2 separate regions of the Homo sapiens genome follow, and region 1 is linked to region 2. A link is an interaction called in ENCODE POLR2A ChIA-PET data of the cell type or tissue named here. Cell type or tissue: CD4-positive, alpha-beta T cell. All regions are shown on one strand. Each heading gives the region's core, and the rest is flanking DNA. Links, peaks and the distances in the headings are about the cores only. Region 1 overlaps LOC100506446 (a long non-coding RNA gene). Region 2 overlaps LINC01588 (long intergenic non-protein coding RNA 1588).

Region 1 (2,911 bases), core at 310-2,809, 60 kb after region 2:
TCATTACAAGCTGTGGATTTCCTACTACGGTGGCCAGCATCTAAGATGGTCTCCTGTGACCCTCAACTGCTGATATTCACACCTTCACACCTTTCAGTAGCCCCTCCCAAAATAAATCAGGGCTGGTCTGTATGATCAACAGAACAGAACAGGAATGAGGGAGTGTGCCTTTTTTTTTTTTTTTCTTTTGAGACATGGTGCTGCTCTGTTGAGCAGGCTGGAGTGCAGTGGCATGATCTCAACTCACTGCAGCCTTGAGCTCTCAGGCTCAAGTGACCCTCCCACCCTAGCCTCCCAAGTAGCTAGGACCACAGGCTTGTGCCATCACAACTGGCTAATTTTTGAATTTTGGAGAGATGGGGTCTCCCTGTGTTGCCCAGGTCTTGAACTCCTGGGCTCAAGCAATCCTCCTGCCTCGGCCTTCCAAAGTGCTGAGATTGCAGGCATGAGCTACCATGCTTGGCCAAGGGTGTGTGACCTCTGATGCTGGATTATAAAAGGCATTGCAGCTTCTGCTGTGCTCTCTTCGCTTGCTCACTCTGAGGAAAGCTAGCAGCCATCCTGTGAGGACAGTCAAGCAGTTCTGTACAGAGGCCCATGTGGAGAAAAACAGGCATCCTGCCATCAATCAGCAGCAACCTGCCAATCATGAAAGTGAGCCACTGTCCGGTACGTACCTGTAGTCCCATCTACTCAGGAGGCTGAGGTGGGCAGATCACCTGAGCCTGGGAGGTGGAGGTTACAGTGAACCGTGATCACACCACTGCACTCCAGCCTGGGCTACAGAGTGAGACCCTGTCTCAAAAAAAGAGAGAGAGAGAAAGAAAAGAAAGAAGAAAGAAAAGAGAAAAGAAAACAAAGAAAAGAAAAGAAAAAGGAAGGGAGGAAGGGAGGAAGGGAAGGAAGGGAAGGAAGAGAAAGAAGCCACACTGTGGAAGTGTATCCTCCAGCCACAGTCAGGCCTTTGGATGACAGAAAGAAAAAAGAAAGAAAAAGGAAGGAAGGAAGGGAGGAAGGGAGGAAGGGAGGGAGTGGGGGAGGTCAGCCATTGTGGAAGTGGATCCTGCAGCCCCAGTGAAGCCTTTGGATGACTACAGCCCTGACAGCTGATAGCAAGCTCAGAGGAGACTCCAAGACAGAATTACCTAGCCAAGATGCTCCTGAATTCTTGAACTGCAGAAAACATGAGAGAGAAGAAATTATTATCATTTAAGCCATGACATTTCGGGCATTAGATTATAAATATATCAGAATTTTTGTTATATGAGTTTATGCCAGTGCTGGGTAATTTTTTATTAACTGATAAACTACTCAGGAAATTTGAGAAAAAAAAAAGACAGCTATAAAAATTTTATGTGACTAAAGGAGTTCTTTGAAAAAAAATCTGTCTTTTGATCCATCTTAAAAACTGTAGCTAAGACAATATCTAATACAAAATGAGGTTTAATTTCTATACTAAGTTAAGAAGCAGAATGGGAAAAAATGAACCACATCTCATGAAACCTAAACTCTAGCCTTAGCTCTATCATTATTTGCCTGTGACACTTGGCAAATCAACTTGCTGCAGATCCTTTTTTTTTTTTCCTTTGAATGATGAGAGAACTAGACTAGATGATTTCTGTATCTCCCTTTAACTCCTAAATTCTGACCCTAAGAGCTATGACATCATTGGTGCTATTTTTCAGGGCTCTTGATAATGTTTAAAGAGAAAATTTTGCCTATAAAATTAGCATAATAATACTCAATACTGGAAAAAATGCAAGGAGACTGGCACTCACACACTGATGTTGGAACATAAACTGATTTAATCCCCTCAGAAAGCAATTTGGTATTATGTCAAGTCTTTTTACTTTTTTTCTTTTTTTTTTTTTTTTGAGACAGGGTGTCACTCTGTTGTCCATGCTGGGGTGCAGTGGCACAATCATGGCTCACTGCAGCCTCGACCTCCCAGGCTCAAGCAAGCCTGCCACCTCAGCCTCCTGGACGGCTGAGACTACAGGCACAGACACGTGCCCCCCACCCAGATAATTTTTTTTTTTTTTGAGATGGAGTTTTGCTCTTGTTGCCCAGGCTAGAGTGCAATGGCATGATCTCGGCTCACTGCAACCTCCGCCTCCTGGGTTCAAGCGATTCTCCTGCCTCAGCCTCTCAAGTAGCTTAGATTATGGGCGTGTGCCACCATGCCTGGCTAATTTTGTATTTTTAGTAGAGATGAGGTTTCACCATGTTGGTCAAGCTGGTCTTGAACTGCTGACCTCAAGTTATCCACCCGCTTCGGCCTCCCAAAGTGCTGGGGTTACAGGCGTGAGCCACCGTGCCCAGCCAGGATAATTATTTGATGCTTTCTTGAGATGGGGTCTCACTATGTGGCCCAGGCTGGTCTGAAACTCCTGAGCTCAAGTGATCCTCCTGCCTCAGCTTCCCAAAGTGCTGGGATTACAGGAATCAGCCACTGCACCCGGCTATCAACAGTCTTTTTTAAGTCAATATCGTAATACAAAAGAATGGTATTGTAATCTTAAAGGTGGAACATATAGTATCATTACAAGTTACATTTCTAAAGAGTTTATAACATAGGGAAATACATTTTCATGCTAAGAGAAAATTGAAAAAGAATAAAAATATCTATACTAGTAGTTTTCATTGGGTAGTGAATCTGGAGATTATTTTCTTCTCCACTCCAGTTGTTTTTATATTTTTCCAATTTTTCATAAAGACCATGGCTCACTTTTATAATTATAAAGGCTTAATGTGAGGTTAGTTAGAGAAGTTAAAATTCAGACAGGAAAATTCAAGAGAATAAAAAAAATTAAGGAAAAAAGTTAAAGAGGATGACTATAGGTAGGCTAACTAAGCCCAGAGTCTACGGAGGGTATCTTGGGGGTTGGTCAGAAAAAGATGTTGGCAGTAA
Region 2 (2,911 bases), core at 163-2,662:
CCAGGAATCAAGACCATCCTGGCTAACACAGTGAAACCCCGTATCTACTAAAAATGCAAAAAATTAGCCAAGTGTGGTGGCATGTGCCTGTAATCCCAGCTACGCAGGAGGCTGAGGTAGGAGAATTGCTTGAACCTGGGAGGCGGAGGTTGCAGTGAGCCGAGATTGCACCATTGCACTCCAGCCTGGGCGACTGAGTGAGACTCCATCAAAAGAAGGAAAGAAAGAGAGAAAGAGAGGAAAGAAGGAAGGAAGGGAGGGAGGGAGGGAGGAAGGGAAGGAGCGAGCCAGGTACAAAAGGACAAATATTGTGTGATTCAATTTATGTGAGGTATCTAGAGCAGGCAAATTCATAGAGGCAGAAAGTAGAATGGTGGTTACCAGGAGATAAGGCATGAGAGAATAGGGAATTATTGCTTATTGGGTACAGAGTTTCTGTTTGGGATGATGCAAAAATCCTGGAAATAGATAATGGTGACAGTTGGGCAATATTAAGTGAATTGTGAATGTACTTAAGGCCACTGAATTGTACACTTAAAAATGGCTGGTCAGGCACGGTGGCTCATGCCTGTAATCCCAGCACTTTGGGAGGCCGAGGTGGGCAGACCACGGGGACAGGAATTCGAGACCAGCCTAGCCAATATGGTGAAACCCTGTCTCTATTAAAAATACAAAAATTAGCTGGATGTGGTGGCAGGTGCCTGTAGTCCCAGCTGCTCAGGAGGCTGAGGCAGTAGAATATCTTGAACCCAGGAAGCAGGGGTTGCAGTGAGCCAAGGTCGTGCCACTGCACTCCAGCCTGGGCAACAGAGCAAGACTTCGTCTCCAAAAAAAAAAAAAAAAAAAAGTTAAAATGGGCCGGATGCAGTGGCAGTGGCCACACCTATAAACCCAGCACTTTGGGAGGCTGAGGCGGGCAGATCACCTGAGGTTGGGAGTTCAAGACCAGCCTGGCCAACATGGCGAAACCCCATCTCTACTAAAAATACAAAAATTAGCTGGGCGTGGTGGCCATGCCTATAATCCCAGCTACTTGGAAGCCTGAGGCACGAGAATCTCTTGAACCCCGGGAGACAGAGGTTGCAGTGAGCCGAGATCATGCCACTGCACTCCAGCCTGGGCAACAGAGTAAGACTCTGTCTCAAAAAAAAAAAAAAAAAAAAAAAAAAGCTAAAATGGTAACTTATATTACATATGTTTTACAACAATTTTTAAAAATCTATGAAACAAATGAAACCAAAAAAGTGGGTTTTGTTTGTTTGTGTTAGGAAGAAAAAATAGAACAGTTTGTAAATTTTGTTTGTGGGTTTTGTTTTGTCTTTGCTTTCTTTAATCCCAACCTGCCCATGCCGTGTAGCGGGGTGACTAAGACCCCCCCATGAAATTACAGAAGGCTTTCGGGCTGCGGGTTTGGGTGGCTTTGTGCCTCAGGAGATCCTACGTCATTTAGAAAGATTTCTACTTTGGCAATTTTGTTCCAATTCTTCAACTCTCAGGAATGTGTAGCATGGAAGCTTCCCCCCACTGCCCCCCAAGCCTATGTTGGGTCAGAATTTGTTTGTGAAAATATTATTTTAGGATTCCTTCCACTTCTGTCATCTGCTTATTTTCCTTCCTGCATATTTCATAACGTAGCAGAGCGATTTCTGATTCAGCAGTTAAAATAGTCTGTGCATTCGTTATCACTTCCTTGTGACCCACTTTATGCACAATTACTCATTTCGTCATTGAAAGTTTAGATTTCAAAAAAAAAAAATTCTGGGACTAAAGTATGTGTCTACGGAGAAAAGGAGGGGAAGAGATATTGACTGAATATCTATTCTAGCACTCAAAGGAACCCCAAGGGTGGGCACTGTGGATCAACCCTGAGGTTTCCCATCTCACCGCTCTTCTCTCAAATTATATCCTCTTCAGTTGTTCCACACTCTTAACCCCACCTTTACACTCTCCTTACTCTCATTTTCTTCCTAGGAAATACCTCTGTACACTCACCAGACACTGGCTGCTGGTTGTCACGGTGCTAAGAGCTGTGGGAAACATGAAGAGCAATGAGACCAGGTCCCTGCTCTGAGGAGACGTGTGCCAGCGAAGTTTCTCTCCCACGTGAGTGTGCTACAAGAAAATCTGAACCCGAGAATCTGATTCAGTAGGTCTGCACTTTCTCCACTTTGCCAGATAATTCTGATTGAGACCGTCAAGGCTGTGACTAGTGGGGAGGCAGTAGAGTATTTTCTGTGCTAGACTGAGGCAGCCCTGAAGCACTGCGCAAGCACATGGAAAAGAGAAACGAGATTGGGCCGGGCACGGTGGCTCATGCCTGGAATCTTTGGGAGGCCACGGATCACTTGAGGACAGGGGTTTGAGACCAGCTTGGCCAACATGGTGAAACCTTGTCCCTACTAAAAATACAAAAATTAGCAGGGAGTGGTGGTGCACACCTGTAATCCCAGCTACTCTGGAGGCTGAGGCAAAAGAATCGCTTGAACCCGGGAGGTGGAGGTTGCAGTGAGCTGAGATTGGACCACTGCCCTCCAGCCTGGGTGATAGAGTGAGACTCCATCTCTAAATAAATAAATACAAATAAAAGAAAGACAAGATTGGTCTAACAGATGATGGAAGGCTTCATGGAAGGGGAAATTAAGCAGATGGGAGGCCCAGCAGGCACTGTACCTGCTGCTGCTCAGCACTGGATGTGAGGGCAAGACTTTGAGTCACATTCCTCCCCATACCCCAGGGCCTTTAGAGCATATGTAGAGGACAGGAAACTTGGGACAAGGGGGTACACTCACTTCTGAGACGGTCCAGATGGATGATACCTTATCCTGGGGTACCTGCTGCACAGAGTTCCAGTTCCAGACTAACCTGCTAGCAGAGGTCCCTGCTAAGGTCCCTGGAGAAGGTCCTTAACTTC

The links. Peaks named below come from ENCODE experiments on the same cell type or tissue, not always from the same donor. Only the 100,000 strongest peaks of a DNase experiment are listed, where the experiment ranks them.
Region 1: POLR2A ChIA-PET joins it to region 2 with 5 read pairs; 19 of 35 experiments call an interaction of 5 or more read pairs at or near these places.

Annotation. Positions count from the first base shown.
Region 1 is chr14:49,921,677-49,924,587 of GRCh38, reverse strand. The region is part of intron 5 of LOC100506446 (a long non-coding RNA gene); the gene reads left to right. Among named protein-coding and RNA genes, the nearest start is that of ARF6, 30 kb to the right of the region's middle. RefSeq lists an enhancer at 602-1,103. In CD4-positive, alpha-beta T cell, for the core only: no CTCF peak of the experiment used is centred there; no DNase peak of the experiment used is centred there.
Region 2 is chr14:49,981,365-49,984,275 of GRCh38, reverse strand. LINC01588 (long intergenic non-protein coding RNA 1588) reads left to right here. Exons shown (of 4, transcript NR_126498.1): 4 at 1,972-2,607. All of the region lies in intron 1 of LOC105370485 (a long non-coding RNA gene), which reads right to left. Among named protein-coding and RNA genes, the nearest start is that of MIR6076, 16 kb to the right of the region's middle. In CD4-positive, alpha-beta T cell, for the core only: no CTCF peak of the experiment used is centred there; DNase peaks (open chromatin) are centred at 1,395 and 1,675; H3K4me3 peaks cover 950 bases; H3K27ac peaks cover 1,379 bases.